Regions from separate parts of the Mus musculus genome. Here all the other regions are linked to region 1. A link is a loop called in an ENCODE intact Hi-C map of the cell type or tissue named here. Cell type or tissue: left cerebral cortex. All regions are shown on one strand. Each heading gives the region's core, and the rest is flanking DNA. Links, peaks and the distances in the headings are about the cores only.

The links. Peaks named below come from ENCODE experiments on the same cell type or tissue, not always from the same donor. Only the 100,000 strongest peaks of a DNase experiment are listed, where the experiment ranks them.
Region 2: it touches region 1 in a loop (2.4-fold over the local background); 3 of 42 quality-filtered maps call a loop at or near these places.
Region 3: it touches region 1 in a loop (2.3-fold over the local background); 12 of 42 quality-filtered maps call a loop at or near these places.

What each region holds. Positions count from the first base shown.
Region 1 is chr16:20,095,218-20,101,336 of GRCm38, forward strand. Klhl24 (kelch-like 24) reads left to right here and starts at 2,337. Exons shown (of 8, transcript NM_029436.3): 1 at 2,337-2,454. In left cerebral cortex, for the core only: a CTCF peak has its summit at 2,209 (motif pointing left); DNase peaks (open chromatin) are centred at 2,297 and 2,921; H3K4me3 peaks cover 1,650 bases; H3K27ac peaks cover 1,526 bases.
Region 2 is chr16:19,879,835-19,885,953 of GRCm38, forward strand. A930003A15Rik (RIKEN cDNA A930003A15 gene) reads right to left here and starts at 4,440. Exons shown (of 3, transcript NR_027896.1): 1 at 4,090-4,440; 2 at 3,859-3,983. In left cerebral cortex, for the core only: no CTCF peak of the experiment used is centred there; DNase peaks (open chromatin) are centred at 3,335 and 4,144; H3K27ac peaks cover 516 bases.
Region 3 is chr16:19,904,794-19,910,912 of GRCm38, forward strand. No RefSeq gene overlaps it. Among named protein-coding and RNA genes, the nearest start is that of A930003A15Rik, 24 kb to the left of the region's middle. In left cerebral cortex, for the core only: CTCF peaks have their summits at 2,546 and 3,715 (motif pointing right); a DNase peak (open chromatin) is centred at 2,536.

The DNA of each region.
Region 1 (6,119 bases), core at 1,181-3,680:
AGTTCCACATCTTCATGTGAAGGCTGCTAGCAGAATACTGACTTCCAGGAAGCTAAGATGAGGGTCTTAAGCCCACACCCACAGTGACACACCTACCCCAACAAGGCCACGCCTCCTAAGGACAAGCATATACAAACCATCACACCATACCTCCCTTCCCATAGAAAGGGTGACCTCATGACCTTATATGATCCAAGTCACATAAGCCCTATTCTTCTGTCTTGTTCGTAGAGCATAGACCACATATCAACTAAGCCAGCTTCCTTACAATGTAATATGCTCCTTCGCTCAGAAATCTTTAAGAATAGACGGGGGCTGGAGAGATGGCTCAGCGGTTAAGAGCACTGACTGCTCTTCTGAAGGACCTGAGTTCAAATCCCAGCAACCACATGGTGGCTCACAACCATCCGTAACAAGATCTGGCACCCTCTTCTGGAGTGTCTGAAGACAGCTACAGTGTATTTAAAGCATACAATAAATAAGTAAATCTTTAAAAACAAAAACAAACAAAAAAAGAATATTTGTTAAAAAAAAAAAAAGAATAGACACCTTGCTTTTTACTTTGAGTGAAACTAAGTTTCTCACTTTGGGCCCTACTGTACTGCTTGCTGAAGCATTAATAAAATGCTTGCCTGAAAAACGAATAAGTTCAAACATATCTCTCTCTCTCTCTCTCTCCCTCTCTCTCTCTCTCTCAAATCTCCCTCCAAAAAATAAAAAATAAAATAAAATAAAATAAAATAAAAATTCTATCACTAATGAATTAGAGGTCAGCCTCAGAAACATTAAGACGCTGTTTTGCAACCTAAATAAAGGATCTGGAGCAATGACCCCATTGTTAAAAACACTGACTGCTTTATGAGAGAGGATGAAGCCTAGAATTCCAGCATCCCTACATGGTAGCTCACACTCTCTGAAACCAACTCCAGTGCTGGGGAATCTGGTGCCTTCTTCTGGCCTCCATGGGCATTGCATGCAGGCACATGGTACACAGACGCAGACAAAACATATTTAAATTTTAAATTTTTAAATAAATAGAGCTGAAGAAATGACTTAATGGCTAAGAGCACTTATTGCTCTATCTGGATTTCAGCTCCCAGCACCTGCAGCTCCAGGGGGACCCAATGACTCTGATCTTTACCAGCACTCAGATAGCCAATACAGACACACACAAAGAATTAATAATAATAATAATAATAATAATAATAATAATAATAGACAATTTAAAAAGAATTCTAGATAGTTTTCCTTCAAGTTATGTATCTTGTTTAAATCAATTTGTGGAGAAGAGAGGGGAAGAGAAGGAAGGAGGAGGAAAAGAGGGGAGGAGGGGAAAAGGACGAGGGAAGGAAGGAGAGAATATGAAAATAAATCTTCTTGCTTTGACAAGAGAAAACCAAAGAAAGGACTCTCTAAGCTGATAGCACCAACTGGTCAAGCCAGAGTGGCAAGCAGTTTTACTGCAGGCCTAGCCATAAATCTTAGAAAAGTCAAAGAAAGGTCCCCCCCACTCCACCCCCCACCCCCGCGCCCCAGGAAGTACTCAGTAGGCTTTTTTTAAGTTAATAGAACATGAAAAGGAGACCTAAAAGCTTATCAAATGGCCTGCCTGTCAACTCTGCTCCTCTCTCTCTACCTTGTGGCAACACATCTAATTTTAACGGAGGCAAGGCTGTCTTAATGAAGTGCAGAAGGAAGAAGTACGTAACTTTTGTCAGAAGCCAGAACTATCCAAACATTTTCAAGAGCAGAGGACGGCCATCCTTGAAAAGGAATCTCCTAGAAACAAAACATCTTGAAGAAGATTCCATGTGCCTCGGAAAATAAAGGTTTGTTACAATTTTTGTTCAACTCCTGCATCTGATTAAGACAAAAATTAAATTAAATTTAAAAAGTAACTGAGGCTCTGATAGCGACCTTGACAGATTTACAAAGAAAGCGTCCTCTGCAATTATGACCAGGCTTCTAGTACACTCCACCTCTCAGGCCCTCTGATTTCCCAAGTGTGTTAGAACATGGTAATTAAAACAAGCCTTATTCCAAGCTCTAAGGTTGGCTAAGTCCTGGTCTTGTGCTTTGGCTTTGGGATGTAAAGGGCTCTTTGAAAACAATCAACATACCACTTCTGTCTTGATCAAGATGCATTCCTTTAATCTTATTCTACCTTAAATAAATGTTTGGAATTAGCAGCCCGGGGTTGGGTTTCCGCCCTCTAGCGGAACCCAGATGGCCTGAGAGCCCACCGGCAGTAAAAACTACGTCTCCCAGAATGCTCCGGGAAGGCGGATGCCTCCCCCCCATTGGCCAAGGGTGGGTGACGCTAAGTGTTTTGGCTCGACGGTCACATGTTTCCTTTGTTGTGAGCAGTGGCAGAGACTGGCGGTGGCTCGAGGAGACGCCGGCGCAGCAGGGACGGGGGTCGCCGCTCGTGCCGCTTCCAGCCTGCGCCGAGAGGTACCAGGGTGGCCGCTCCAAGCGGCATGCGACCGCGGCGCTGATCCCCGGCACCGGCGGGAGGGAGGCGAGGTCCCTGGCTGCCAGAAGCCCGATGCGGCCTCGGGCGTGGGGACAGGGCAGGGACGAGCCCCGCGGCAGCAATACACTTAGGGTGGAAGCGGCCGGAGTGTTTCGGCCTCGGACCTGGAGTTTCCGTGGGGTGACCGTGAGTGCTGTCGCCTAGCACGGATAAGGATCGGGGTGCTGGGGCCATAGCAGCCAGCAGCACAGTTGCGAAACATGCGGGGCGTGGTCACCTGACCGTTACCCGCCCCCGCGAAGCCTTTGTTTACCGGGAGCGCGGCCTCGGGCCGTCCCGGGGGAGCCCCCACCCGGCTGCCCGCTTCCTTCTCAGGGCCCTCTGCTTCTTAATTTAGTTCCCAATGTTCCCGCCCCCAAGCCCTGGGCACCCGAGGCGAAGATCGTTCGGGCGGCCGGGATTGGGCGCTGCAGGCGGGCCGGGCCGGCGAGTTCCGAATTTTTATTGGCAGGGGGTGGTAGGTGGGTGGCCCGTGCCAGGCAGTCCCGCCCTCGCCTGAAGGTGACCTGGAGGACGCGGGCGCCGAGGGAGGGGAGCAGCGGGGCGGTGGGTAGGAAGGGGGCGTGCCCTGCAGAGGCCAGGGGGTGGGGGCTAACCCGTAGCTCCTGGCGTAGGACAGCGCGCAGCTCTGCGAAGTTGCCCTTGCCTGCTCTGTCCAGCCTTAGGTAGTAAAGGATGACCCACAAGGCCACATTTGAGAAGCTTCAATATCAGCTCTAGCGGATTTTAATCATGTCAATTTTTTTTTCTGTTAGTGTTCTCAGCTGACACCTGGCACAACCACCAGATGGTTGATGGTTGATAATGGTTTGGTGTTTTGTTTTTCTTTATTAGGATTTAATATGTATCCCTTGCCACTAAAAATATAAACGGTGGCTTTTACCTTTAAAAAAAAAGATATTTTGAGGTTATTCACCTAAAAGTTTTTTGGTTTTGGATTTTTGAATGAGCTTTCTTAGTTTTCCCTTTTTGGGGCACACAATTTCGTGTATTAATCTCCCAGGTAATTGAGAAGTTTCTGATAAGTGAGTTGAAGGTGTGTTTGGAAAACTGTACATTAAGATAACCGAAAGCCCAGTCATTTCCAGACGGAGGATATTAAAGGTGGTTTTCCAAATCTCTTAAACTTATGGTGCAGCTAGGTTTTGTCATTTTATCTCAGAAAAGTTGAGTTTCTTCAGTAAAGCAGGTATAATATACTTAATAAAGCAGCCTTAATATACTTTTTAAAGATTTATTCTGTGTGGGTGTTTGACCAGCATGTACCCACCCACCTGTGTTCGGTGCCAACGAAGGCCAGAAGAGGGCGTCAGATCTCCTGGAACTGGAGTTCTAGATGGTTCAAGTTGTCAGCTGCCTTGTGAGTGCTGGAAACCAAACCTGGGTCCTCTGCAAGAGCACTGCTAAACCATCCTTCCAGCCCCTCTTAATATTAAAAATCCAAGTACTGATGCCTGTTAGAATAAGAAGTTGTCTGATCAGGACACATAGTCACTCGTATACTAAGGTTATTCAGATCTTAACATATACAAATGCAACCCAGTATACTTTAATAAGAACTACCTACCATTTGATAAGTTGAGTTTCTTTAAACAAAGCTTGTGACTTAGTCTTTAAACAGGAAGAAGAAAACAATATTCTGAGAGCTATCAGTTATATCTTAAACTTTCCTGGCTTTCGTCCAGATTGCCAAAACCTTAATGCTTTTCCGGTGTGCTTTTTAACTTCCTTGTTTTCCTGCCATTTCATTAAGAGTCAGAGGTCAAGACTTTGGAAAATAAATACTTAGCAAATATGTTGCAGCATTTATTCTTGTATGCACTTTATTTACTCTTACCTGGAAAATTTAGGACAGCTCTTTTATCAAATATGTAAGTGTGGACTCTGTAATGAAAAATGTCAATAAAATGTCCTCACAAGCATTTATGCAAAAAAAAAAAGATTTCATTTCTGTTGTGACTACAACAATGATACAAGACAGCTGGATGTTTTTAACATTTCTGTTCTTCATGCTATAAATACTCCCATAAGCTCAAGGTGAATCCCCTGTGGGCAGCTCCAGTTATTTGGGAGACTGAAGTAAGAGCAATACTCAGTAGACCTAGGAGTTGAAGACCATCCTGGGCAACATAGACTTGGGAGTCCAACAACAGAATAGCTAATTATCTTCAAGAGTTTTCATTCTTCCAGCACACCCTCTCCCACACGCACACTCTCCTTTGATACTGAGGACTGAACCAAGGGCCTTCTCACACATGCTAGCCACTGAGTTCTCCTTAGTTGACTGATCTTAGATGATCCAAAACATTCTAAACCAAATGGAAAATAAGGAGAATGAAAACCTTCTTAAGGGTGGAGTTCATGCCTGTAACTGCAGGACGGGGATGGGGGACTATAGTTTGCATCAAGCCTGAAATATACAGACTGAAATATACCTGGTCTCAAACCAAAGTGATTAGGTTTTGTTGGTGCTTCTAAAACTATTTCTGAATAATTGGTGTAATACTATGTTAAAAATCATTGACTTCCGAGTGTTTTTGTATATTAAAAGGCTATTTAGAATCCCAGGTCACAGAGCATTTTATTGGCACCATAGCTAGTTTGGTTGTAATAAGCCAAAACTAATTTTGTTAGCAGAAAAAGTAACTGTCAAAATTCTGTTTCGGGCTGGTGAGATGGCTCAGTGGGTAAGAGCATCCGACTGTTCTTCCGAAGGTCTGGAGTTCAAATCCCAGCAACCACATGGTGGCTCACAACCATCCATAACGAGATCTGACTCCCTCTTCTGAGTGTCTGAAGACAGCTACAGTGTACTTACATGTAATAAATAAATCTTTTAAAAAAAATTCCGTTTCTCCCTCTCATTCACAGCAGGGACTTGTTTTGTAGTCCTGGCTGACCTGGAACTTGCTATGTAAATTAAAATAGTCTCTAATTCACAATGATCCTCCTGACTCAGCTTATGGAGTGCTGGGGTTACAAATGTTCACTCTCTTGTTTTGCTAGGCTTTTCATTTTTAAATAAAAATGCAGTGAGTGTATTGGGGGTGGGGGGAGCTACAAAATGACATTGTTTCCATGTCAGGTCTAGTGAAGAGCATAAGTCAAGCAAAGCCTTTTCAGTCAGTAAAAATGCCAACCCTACAGTGTCTAAAATTGAATTTGGATCTAGCATTTGCTACCCTAGTGTCAGACAGTAGTAGGACTCTCATTGGCTTTGGGCCTTACTAACTACTGATAAAGAATACTTACTTAGGTAGGACTAACCATCACCTGACTTACCAAGACCCAATATTCTTCATCAAGTGTACAGATAAATTATTCTGCCTAATGAAAGTAAAGAAATGTACAAGATAGTATTCATGTCCTAATCTTAGCTTACTCTGATTGTGGTATTTTGGGTTTTTTGTTTTAAGTTGGTTACTCATATTTGTTTTTAATATCGACTTTTGAATCTGCGTAAACTTGAGAATGTACAAGTTCTCTTAATGGATGATTGGATCAGAACAGCAGTTAAATATAATTGCTATTCTATGTACTACTCTAAATCCTGGTATGTACTTTTAAGCATTCTTCTCTATCT
Region 2 (6,119 bases), core at 1,818-4,317, 210 kb before region 1:
CTGGGTATCAGCCCCACTCCAGAGCAGTCCTCATGCCTAGGATAATTGGCCAACACAAAATCCATTTTTCTAGCCTGCAGGCAATTCCACTAGGCGCCTCCCAGGGACCTAGCAACTGTTTATGGCATCAACTGCCTGGCCAGGTGCAGGCGGAATATAAAAGGACCTCTCACCACTCCAGTTTACAGGCTCTCTGTTCCCACATGTTCCTGGCTGCTTGATCTCTCCTCCTCTTCCTCCTCCTCCTCCTTCTTCACCACTACCATCACCACCACTACCATCACCACCACCTCTTTCTTCTCTCTGTGTTCTGTCTTCCTCTGTTCCCTCTTCTCTGCCCTTGTGGCTCTGTCTGCCTCTAACCCTTCTCCAGATCCTCACTCCCCTCACTTTCCCTATATAAACCTCCCTTATACCAGGTCTGTTGAATGGTGTGATTTCTCAGGAGTGTGATTTTTCTTTCTTGTCATGGAATCACCAGGTACCATATGTACCACCACCAGCACCACCCACCGTATTACATTTCATAGAAATCTTCATGTGTTTCTGTAGTAGTATTACTCGTAATAGTACTTGTTGTTGTTGGATTTTTGTTTCTTTTAATTTTGTTGGATTTTTTATTAGTCATTTGTTTTGATTTTTGATTTTTGTTGTTTGTTTTTGAAAGAGAATACATGAAGTTGGGAGGATAGGGTAGGGAGGCAGAGAGGATATGGGGATAGTTGGGAAGGGGAAATATGATCAAAATACATTGTATGAAAATTTCTTGAATGAAAAAATAAAATGCAACAGAATTGCCTAGCTGGGCCGTGCGTGGTCTGGTCTCAGTGAGAGAGGATATACCTGGTCCTGATGAGACTTGATGCGTCATGGTGTGTTGCGGGGGGGCTGCTCCCCTTCTCTAAGGAAAAGGGGAGGGGAGAATGGGCGAGGGGGTGAAGGTGGGACTGGGAGGAGAGGAAAGAGTGGCCACGGGTGGTGTGTAAAGTGAATGAGTAAATTAATTAATGAATGAAAAATAAAATGCAGATTCCAATTCAATGGGGCAAATATTCTACATTTCTAACATTAAAAACGTAAAAACTTAATGCTGTTGATTCTGCCTGGAATGGAGCACACACTGGTTCCTAGTCTCTACACAGGTTCTGTTCTTTCCTGTTGTGTATAGAACTGAGCAACAAAGATGCTGTCTGGGGGCTGTCTACTAGACTGTTTCTCATAGTACTCAATAAAAATCATTATCTAGATGTACACAAATATTTCTGGAAATTGAAGCCTCAGGCAATGTCAGCTTTGGGCCTAACATTTCTTCTGTGACAGTTAGGGTTAACAGCCTGAGGAATATATCAGTCTTAGCTCTGCTTAACTCCCTAAGAAGTTTCTCTCATTCTCTCAAAATACATCCTCTTCTCACAGCTAACTGTAGAATTAACAACCTGTAAAATTAGTGCAATTAATTTTAGTAAACTTAGGGCAAAGATTGATATTTGAATTTGAGACCTATATTTTGTGTGGTGTACAGTGGAGCAAATGCATATTTTAAGTATGAAAGCAAAGTCTGACTAGCAAATATACTGTGACACTTACCTATGCCCTTTACAAGTACAGAGGCTTGTACAGAATACAGCATCTGAAGGAATGACATCCATCAGAAAGCAACACTGGCGGTCCCTCAGAAAATTGGACATAGTACTACCGGAGGATCCCGCAATACCTCTCCTGGGCATATACCCAGATGATGTCCCAACCGGTAAGAAGGACACATGCTCCACTATGTTCATAGCAGCCTTATTTATAATAGCCAGAAGCTGGAAAGAACCCAGATGCCCCTCAACAGAGGAATGGATACAGAAAATGTGGTACATCTACACAATGGAGTACTACTCAGCTATTAAAAAGAATGAATTTATGAAATTCCTAGCCAAATGGATGGACCTGGAGGGCATCATCCTGAGTGAGGTAACCCAATCACAAAAGAACTCACATGATATGTACTCACTGATAAGTGGATATTAGCCCAGAAACTTAGAATACCCAAGATACAAGATACAAAGCACATGAAACTCAAGAAGATCAAAGACCAAAGTGTGGACACTTTGCCCCTTCTTAGAATTGGGAACAAAACACCCATGGAAGGAGTTACAGAGACAAAGTTTGGAGCTGAGACAAAAGGATGGACCATCTAGAGACTACCATATCCAGGGATCCATCCCATAATCAGCCACCAAACGCAGACACCATTGCACACACTAGCAAGATTTTGCTGAAAGGACCCAGATATAGCTGTCTCTTATGAGACTATGCCGGGGCCTAGCAAATACAGAAGTGGATGCTCACAGTCAGCTATTGGATGGATCACAGGAGGCCCAATGGAGGAGCTAGAGAAAGTACCCAAGGAGCTAAATAGATCTGCAACCCTTTAGGTGGAACAACAATATGAACTAACCAGTACCCCCGAAGCTCATGTCTCTAGCTGCGTATGTATCAGAAGATGGCCCAGCCGGCCATCAGTGGAAAGAGAGGCCCATTGGTCGGGCAAACTTCATATGCCTCAGTACAGGGGAACGCCAGGGCCAAGAAGTGGGAGTGGGTGAGTAGGGGAGTGGGGGGGGGGGGGAGTATGGAGGACTTTCGGGATAGCACTGGAAATGTAAATGAGGAAAATACCCAATTAAAAATTTTAAAAAAAAATATTACTCACATGCTGTGAAAAAAAAAAGAAAGAAAGAAAGCAATACTGAATTTACCAGAGAAGTACACTTCTTTTAATAATTCACTCGATTCAAGGAAACAGATTAAGTATTAAAGAAGAAACTAGAAGCCGGGTGATGGTGGCGCACACCTTTAATCCCAGCACTCGGGAGGCAGAGGCAGGCGGATTTCTGAGTTCGAGGCCAGCCTGGTCTACAGAGTGAGTTCCAGGACAGCCAGGGCTATACAAAGAAACCCTGTCTCGAAAAACCAAAAATAAAAGAAGAAGAAGAAGAAGAAGAAGAAGAAGAAGAAGAAGAAGAAGAAGAAGAAGAAGAAGAAGAAGAAGAAGAAGAAGAAGAAGACTAGAGCAACAGAGGCACTGGGTTTAATCCATGACCAAAGAAGAATAAATGTAACATAAACATTTTCAGAGAAAAAAAAAAAGCCTCCTAGCAGGGAAGCCCTCCAAGGGGCTCACAGGAAAGCTCTCCTGTCCACAGGAGCAGCAGGCAGGCCTTCCACAGAGCAGAACCCCTGAAAGCAAGCAAGTACTACAGTTAACAGCATCTGCCTTGCTAGCTTCCAAGTCCTTGAGAGAGACAGAGAGGACTCCTCAGAGCCCACGCAGGAGAAGTGCTACCCTTCCCACTCACCGCATCAATGTGTTACTAGATCACATGTCTAACAAGAATCCTCCAGACTCAACACTTTCCTTCAGCCCGTCAACTTAATCATGTGTATTCTTACTTTCATTATATAAGAGCAATACATTTCTTTTTAAATAGAAAGTGTACCTGAACAAAAAAATTAAAAATGCTATCCTTTTACCATGATGAACTAGTTATCACATTGGTCGGTGATATTCAATATGCATATAGATCTACACACACATCTGTGCTTTGAAAATAAGCCTTCTCGGCTGCAACATGCTATCTCATCACCTGGTTCTTTCAGCTGATCATCTATTTTTATTGTGAATCTATCTCAATAAATGACTACTTCCAGGATTATAATAGCTAATTGGTGCTTCTTTAAAACTCTTTTTAACAAGAAAACATAGTTGTAAAAAAAAAAATCTTTAAATTTAATTCTGAAATTTCTTAGTTAAGCCATGATTGTAGTAGCAATGAGGATAAATGGGGAAAAATGCAAACACAGCATTACCTTTATTTGCTCTGTATTCCAGGCTGGTGCAGCTCCCCAAGAAACGATGATAGGCCCTCATCTCTGCCTCTGCTATCCGCACCACCATGTATGGTGAGTATCTGGGGTCTGGGTCCTCGCATTGCCTGCACAGAACAGAGATGGAGTTCCAGGACGCAAGGTCACCATCTTCTCTGGCCTCCATCCTGCTCTAGGTACTGGCTGCATTGGTATAGTTAAACCTCCTCCTACCTAATCTCCCTGAAGATCACTCAAGGTTTCTTCTTTGTGAGAGCTGATCCTGGGGATTAGTGAGTGCTGACAGATTAGGCTTCCACAGACTTCCAGAACTCATTTTGAAACAGAAGGGGTGCTGAGGGGTGAAGACAGCATCGCATTATGAGATAAGCCATCGGTTAAATTATTAAAACGATTAAAATTATTAAATTCAATTTTAAAACATGGATAAAATTATGAAAAGATATTCTTTGGAAGACTATTCTGTCAGGTCAGTTTAACTCGGCTTTTCTTCCAAGCTCTCCAGGCTGCCAAAGCAGAAGCCAACTTAGCACTGCTGCCTGCTGCTAAGGGAATTTACCATCTAAGGAGGCCCCAGGCTGACACAGCAAACGGTAAACGGCTCAAAAGCCCCAGCTGCTCCAGAGAAACAGCTGCAAGTATGACATCAGTTTCCTAGTGAAGAATGCTCTGTCTTGCTGTGGTACGCAAGAGCTGCACTAGAACAAGAAAAATGGCTTCATGTTGCAGAGCTACCCTGGGCAAAGACACAGGAAATAGGCTGCCTTTTCCTGATACATTTTATTTTGTTTTTAATGTGATTAATGTTGTGTTCTAGAACGTAAAGATTACAGCATGAAACAGAAAACAAAATAGTTAAGTGAAACATACATAAATGTCTAAAGGCTCTGCCTATGTGACACCTCTGGGTGGTCTCTAGGTTCTGTGATCTCTGAAAAAAATTGTTTCTATTGCAGCTTAACCACATTTATAGACTCAGATATGTGTAGCCGTTAGTCATTTTTCTTCACTAAACAATGGTGTTTTATAATTTAACTGGACAGCTTGCCAAGCGTTTCCTAGGATAGCTTTGTAAATGTTTGCCTTTTCAAGATAAGACGAAGAGTATTCAGCTCCGACAGGCAGGGGAAACCTCAGAAAACTTTAAACTATCCTGTCTCCGTCTCGCACAGACACTGTTAAGCCATAGCAGTGCAAGGAAGCAGCTAGACTGCATTGGGTTCATATTAAAATAATTAATGTTTTGTGGTGGTTTTATTTATTTACAAGCTTTTTAATAATAATGTTTATAAAATAAGAAAATAAAAAATACTGTTGAACATACATTTTTCTTTCCTTCATGAGTGCGAGGCCTGTTTATCTACACGTGCAATTTTAGAGATGTGTTTCTTTCAAAGATGGGTATTTGAGTTCTTCTCGCCCTATTGCCTGCTATTCAGGTTTAGGTTAATTTGCCTAAAAGTTTGTTAATTTTCTCAAAGAACTAACTTGTCACTTCATTGAGTCTTTGTAATTTTTTTTTAGTTGTTGTTTCTAATTAATTGATTTCATCCCTGAGTTTGATTATTTTCTTCTGCTTATTCTTTTTGAGTGTTATTGTAAGACTCTGGGGAGCCTTAGCTTACAGGGGACCCTCTGAGTGAACCACTCAGAGCCAGGAATCAATGAAAAAAACAAGAGGAATTTATTGTTCCAGCACACTGGGCTTGTCCCAGATCCAAAGGAGAGGTGGTGACCCCCGGCAGCCCATTCAGAAAGTTTTTTATACAGTTTCCAGGGGCGGAATAGAGCATCAGCAACTAGGCACAATATGATTGGCAGAACAATACACCCTTTAAACTGATTGGTCTTTAGGAAATGAGGTAGTAGGGGCTTACTCAGCCTCTCCCTTCTGGCCTGTGTGCTCTCTGACCTGTCTCTTCCAGGAGGGGAGGGGTCCAGTGGAATTTTCCAAAGGCTCTGAGTTGACCTCTTCATTATCTCTTCTTGTTTTTCTTGCCCTGGTGGTTATATCACCCTGGTGGTGCAGATAAAGAAGAGCAGGTGGGCTGACCAGCTCAGCTACTAGATCCAGGGTTCTAAGTTGGCCCACCCCAAATTCTACACCATCTATGGACAACTGGGACACAGGAAAGGGACAGTCCTGCTGATTCAAAGCTGCGGGATCTTCCTGACACAGGACAACAACAAGATAATCAGGTGGAGATCTGGCGAGGATCCAATTTGGATGGAGTCACAGATGG
Region 3 (6,119 bases), core at 1,349-3,848, 190 kb before region 1:
TTTGATTATCTGCTTGTAGGAATCAGGCAGTTTTTTCTGTCTGGCTCTCTGCCTCAGAGCAGTCATCCTGCGTCTTTTCACAGCAGAAGATCTGTGAGCTAAGGCTTTCCCTGTGTTCCTTTGTTTAAGTTTCCTGCACACTGGAGCCATCACATGACTCACTCTGCTCAGCTTAATAAGAAAACAATTCTCCCCTCTTCCTAGACCTTTATCACTGTGTGTGTGATCAGTCTGAGAACTCCTAAATGAATAGTGGATTCTCGACTTCCACATTGGGTGCCATCTGTTTCATGTAGCTTTGCTGCCCTGCCTAAGATCTGGGAAAGGGCCATGCTACCAGCCCCTATCCAGCTTCCCTTGAATTTACAGATAAAGGACACAGACACACACAGTTATTCAATTTCTACTTGCCTTTGACACAATTGCTGGGTGCTGTTTATCTCCTGCCTGGGAAAGAGTGCCATTATCAATATTCTTATCTCCACACCTCAGTTGTATCCAGTGCCTGCTAAACACCCTTTACCACCTGCCTGTAGGAGCAGCCTGTGTGGCTACTCCATTTGAGATCTTACATGACTGGTCACCTTTTCTCCATCAGAAGCATGGTGAACTCTCCCCCCCTTCCCTCCCCTCTCCCCTTCTCCCCCCCCCCCCCCTTGTATCTGTCTCTTGCCTCCAGGGACCTGTAAGTCCTGCCTATTCCTTCTACCTAGCAATTGTCCCATGACTTTTTTACTGACAGATCAAGAACCAATTGGGGAACAGGACCTTAGCATCAGAACCATTCCTTCAGCAATGTCAAGGAGGTTGAGAACCACTGCCCCAAGAAACCCTAATCAACCCATAGGTGTTTGATCATTGAGAGTAGTTACTGAAAAGGTAATTTTCTTTTCATCATTAGAGTGCAACAAACTAGTAAAAAGTAATTTTTAATTCAATAGCAACAGCATGATAATTTTGAGTTTACTTTCTCATTAAAAGCTGTTTATGAGTTTACTTCTCTTAGTGAAAAGCCTATCTGCTCTAGGAAAGGAATGGTCTTGTGGTTCTTACATTTGAAACACCCTGAGCCCTTAGGGCTATTGTTAGAATTGGAGCTTTTTTTTTTTTCTTTTTAGTGCCTACAATTTACTGCTTATGAAGAGACACCATAACCAAAGCAGTTTATAGAAGAAAGCATTTAATTTGAGGCTTGCTTATAATTTCAGGGAGTTAGTCCATTATCATTGTGGTGGGAGCATAGTGGCAGGCAGGAAGACACCAGATCAGTAATTGCGAGCTTACATCCTGATCTGTAGCCAGGAAGCAGAGAAAGATTGAGCCTGGTGATTGCTTTAGAAATCTCAAAGCCTACCACCAGTGACACATCTCCTCAAACTGGGCCACACCACCCAATCCTTCCCAACAGTTCAGCTAACTTGAAACCAAGCCTTCAAACATATAAGGAGGCCATTGTCATCAAACTACCACACTCAGATACTTATTTTAAGGCCTGGTGGTGGCAAGGTCTGTGAGCCTGTTGGGAAGCTCCATGAGGGATAGCAGATAACTAAGAATCAGTTTTGAAATTTTCTTATTTAAGAATCTCCAATAGTTAAACATTTTTAAAGCTTTTAAGTTTATATAAATAAAACTAAGCACTTTTTAAGCATTATATATTTATCATCAGAGAAGCATTATGTCCATCCTTTGCATCCAAAATTATTGAAAAGCCAGAATATTTTTAAGGTGAAATCTGAGCGTATTGCTATAGATGGGCCAGCCAGGCAACCTCAGGGAAGAGCAGGAAGAGATCTGTTTACTGATGTAGCAGGAAGTGAAAGGACTGCTGTCCTGCACCATGAAAATGGCTACTGGAAAAGGAGGCCCTTTAGGAACTGTGCATATATGGTGTTCCCAAAAATGAAAGTTTGCAGGTTTGCTTTAGTGTTTTTGTTTCAACTTCTTTAAGAAATTTTCTTAACTGTTGTGCTTTCCTGTGATATTTGGGGGACAAAGAAAGTGAAAAAGCAGCCACTTTAGGGAAAGCTGAGCTCTTTCTTTGTGACAGGATTCGAAGTAGAATCAGGCTGGTCTTGATAAAGAAAGAGAAATAAGTAAATAAGAGAGTTAGGGCTGGAAGGGAACTTATAGAGCATGGATCCCTGCTCCTAAGATTGACCAGATCAGACCAGCCTAAGATGCCCAAATTTCCCTTCATCTCGTCAACTTTCACCACTCTAGCCAGACAAAGTGGGATCCTTGGGGAGATTCAGAGCTTCTGTCTCTTTTGGCAACTGCAACATCCAAAATTCGCATCCCCAACAAAGGATCATCCAGATGTGCTCCTATGAAGGAGGGCTACTCTTTCCTCACATCTGGTGCTCAAAAATGCTTAAACTAAGTCATTAAGGATTCCTCACACAGTGTGATAAATTCCTCACATGAGGCACCAAAATGTTTTAGCTTGAATGCATTAATACTAAACTTAGAGTCAGGAAGCTCCACCCATCACAGGACCATAACTGAGGAGCTATGAACATGATTGGCCCTCTGGTGGGCACGTTTAAAAGTGCAACCTACTTTCTGCCTGAAAATCCTAAGGCTGAAAGTGCAATTTGAAGTCATTTCCAGCCCTTCTTTTCATTTGACACATATCGTATGGCTTTGCATATATCACATGTTAATAATAAGCCTTTTTGGTCAGGACAATATCTCCATGCTACAACCTCTCTGTGTTTCAGTTTTCTCAACCAAGGCAGCATCAATTCACACCCAGAGTTCATACATGGATACACAAGATGGCATTTGTCAAAACTGTTTTCTGGGTCAGGATGCACTGCAGACAGAGCTTGTATAGAAAACATTACCCACTCTTTCTGGCCAGATGGTATGAATAGGACACTGTCCTGTGAATTTACAAAACATTATATAGTATGGAAATCTATGTTTTTCTCATATACAAAAGAGTTTTCAGTAATAATGGGATAATTGCTGGGTGTCAGTTTCATAGAACTTTATAGTTTACTACTCACGATTCCCAGCAGATGCTGATGCAACAATATTTGTTGAGTGTTTAGTTTGGTCCCTGATGGGTGCTGCATGCTGAAGACACAGAGACTGACAAGAAAGTCCTCAGGCCTGGGAGCTTTTAGTCAAATAAGGACAGTTCTAGCCTCTGATGTGTTTGGAACATTTACAACATTGGGCAGTGAGCTAAACATCTTTTGAGAATGGTCTCATAAAATTCTCATTCAAAACATATTACATACAATCTATTACCCAGATTCTTCTGTGTTGTTTTGTTGTGGTCACCTTGTGAAACAGTCTCATATAGCCCAGGCTGCCCCCCCTCACTCCCTGTAACTGAACCTGGAACTATTCCACGTGCCTCCACTCTCCTCCCAAGTGCTAGAGTTACAGGCATGCACCCTCATCATCGTAAGCTTCTTAGCCTGTGGGCTATGACTCCACAGGTAAAATTCTGGCAATTGTAAAAGGTTTCTAGACACAAGATGACCAAGAAAAATCAAGGTAAAACATAATGAATCAGAGGTGTTCTGACAGTGCTGGTCCTGCAACCACACTGCAGTTTTCATTTCTAAGCACATAACATGCACACTTTGTCCTGCTATGGCACACACCACCATGCCACACGGAACCAGAAAACACTCCTTGAGATTCCTCAGCTCTGAGTACAAACGTGCCCAGCAGAGGGCCAACAATGTTCATAGCTCCTCAGTTAAGGTCCTGTGGTGGGTGGAGCTTCCTGACTCTAAGTTTATTCTTAATGCATTCAAGCTAAAACATTCTGTGCAGTGTTTTCATGGTACATACATAACACTTTCTGATGCATGCAAGCACAGCCAAACTAATACTTAGCATTTTTCTTCCACTATTCCTTAGCACATGAGCGTCAGATAGTCAAGCTTAGCTTCCGTAGTGCGCTGCATTAGATCGCCTAACTTCTAAGATTGCTCTTTGAGTTGTTTGCTTAAGTTTCATAAAGAGAACAACAAAAATAACCATCACCAGCAGCAGCAGCACCACTACCACCACAACAGCAACTGTTAGTTGAGCCAGGCATGGTGGCATATGCTTGTAGTCTCAGTACTTGAGAGGCAAAGGCAGGCTGATCTGTGCAACTCAAGGCCATCATGGTCTACGTGTTGAGTTCCAGACCAGTCATGGTTACAGTGAGACCCTATCTCAAAATAGTCCTTAACATACTTCTGCCACTTTTGTTCTGCATATTTATGTAAAGAAGCATCCTTGGCATTAACAATTACAAATTAATAAAAATTTCAGCCAGAGAAGAAAGGATGGACCATCTAGAGACTGCCATATCCAGGGAGCCATCCCATAATCAGCCTCCAAACGCTGACACCATTGCATACACTAGCAAGATTTTGCTGAAAGGACCCTGATATAGCTGTCTCTTGTGAGACTACGCCGGGGCCTAGCAAACACATAAGTGGATGCTCACAGTCAGTTATTGGATGGATCACAAGGCCCCCAATGGAGGAGCTAGAGAAAGTACCCAAGGAGCTAAATAGATCTGCAACCCTATAGGTGGAACAACATTATGAACTAACCAGTACCCCGGAGCTCTTGACTCTAGCTGCATATGTATCAAAAGATGGCCTAGTCGGCCATCACTGCAAAGAGAGGCCCATTGGACTTGCAAACTTTATATGCCCCAGTACAGGGGAACACCAGGGCCAAAAAGTGGGAGTGGGTGGGTAGGGGAGGGGGGGGAGGGTATGGGGGACTTTTGGGATAGCAGTGGAAATGTAAATGAGGAAAATATCTAATAAAAAAAATTTCAGCCAAATCTAAAGACATCAAAGATGCTCTGTGCCCTGCTATGCCAAATATTCTCCCAAGGTTTAATTCTTTATGTAAAAATAAACAAGCATGCTGTATAGTGGTAGTACACACCTTAAATCCCAGAACTTGGTGGGCAGAGACAGGCAGATCTCTGAGGATCCTGGGCCATCCTGATCTACAGAGTAAGTTCCAGGATCACCAGAGCTACACAGAGAAACCCTGTCCCCCACCAAAAACAAGAAAAAAAAAAAAAAGAAAAGAAAAGAAAAGAAAAGAATCTACCTCATTAGTGTTTGAATTTGCTTTTCTCCTAAGTAAATAGTAAAATGTGTATACTAAATAACTTTAAAATAAACTTTGTTTTCTATTCATAAATGTTTGGGTTTATGCATATTTTATGTACCTATATGTCTGCAGTCATAGAGTTCTCAGGTAAATGGAGTCATGAAGGGAAAGCCTAAAGAAGCCTTCATGTTACCCTGCTTTCAAGATGTGGCCACTGGAACTTGGAAGCCCTTGATGCAGCAGGCAGCCTTCTGGGGTAACACTTTTACTGCACACAAAATTTTTACTATTTTGTAATTGCCAATGCCAGGAACGCTTCTTTACATAAGTATGCAGAACAAAAGTGGCAGAAGTATGTTAAGGACTTTGTTTTGCACTGAAGATTGTAACCCACCTCCCAAGAAGATGCATTCTCTAAAGTCACTTGGAAATAACATTTTTAACACCTAAATATTGTTTCCTGTAGTGATTCAGTCCAGTTCTTCCTTCCAGCCTAATGCTCCCAGAAATAAGACTCAAACTCAAAATATGTTTACATATACCTTGGCCATATAGTTAGGCTCTACTCTGACTAGATCATAACTAAAATAGCCCAATTATTTTAACCTACAATCTTCCACTTGGCTAGTTACCTGTGATCAGGTACCATGTGCCCATCTCATCACATCTTCTGAGCCAAATATCCCACTTGGCTTTATCCTAAAATTCTTTCTCCTCCTGGATGTTCCACCTCCTATTTTCTGCCTAAGCCATAGGCCATTATATTTATTATTGACAGGTGTCACGTGCATGCAGACATAAGATATTCTCTATACAGTGTCTGTTTTTAAAATAAATTAATTCCTAATGTCTAAGAATTTGCATTAGTATTGCCCTTCAGTACCTGTGGGACTTGGATCAGGTGCCTATATAGCTGCAATACAAGAACACTGATGTTCCTTATATAAAATAATATATTTGCCTATAACTCATATATATATCAAATATTTTGATCTTGTCTAAATTAATATCTGGCATAATACAAA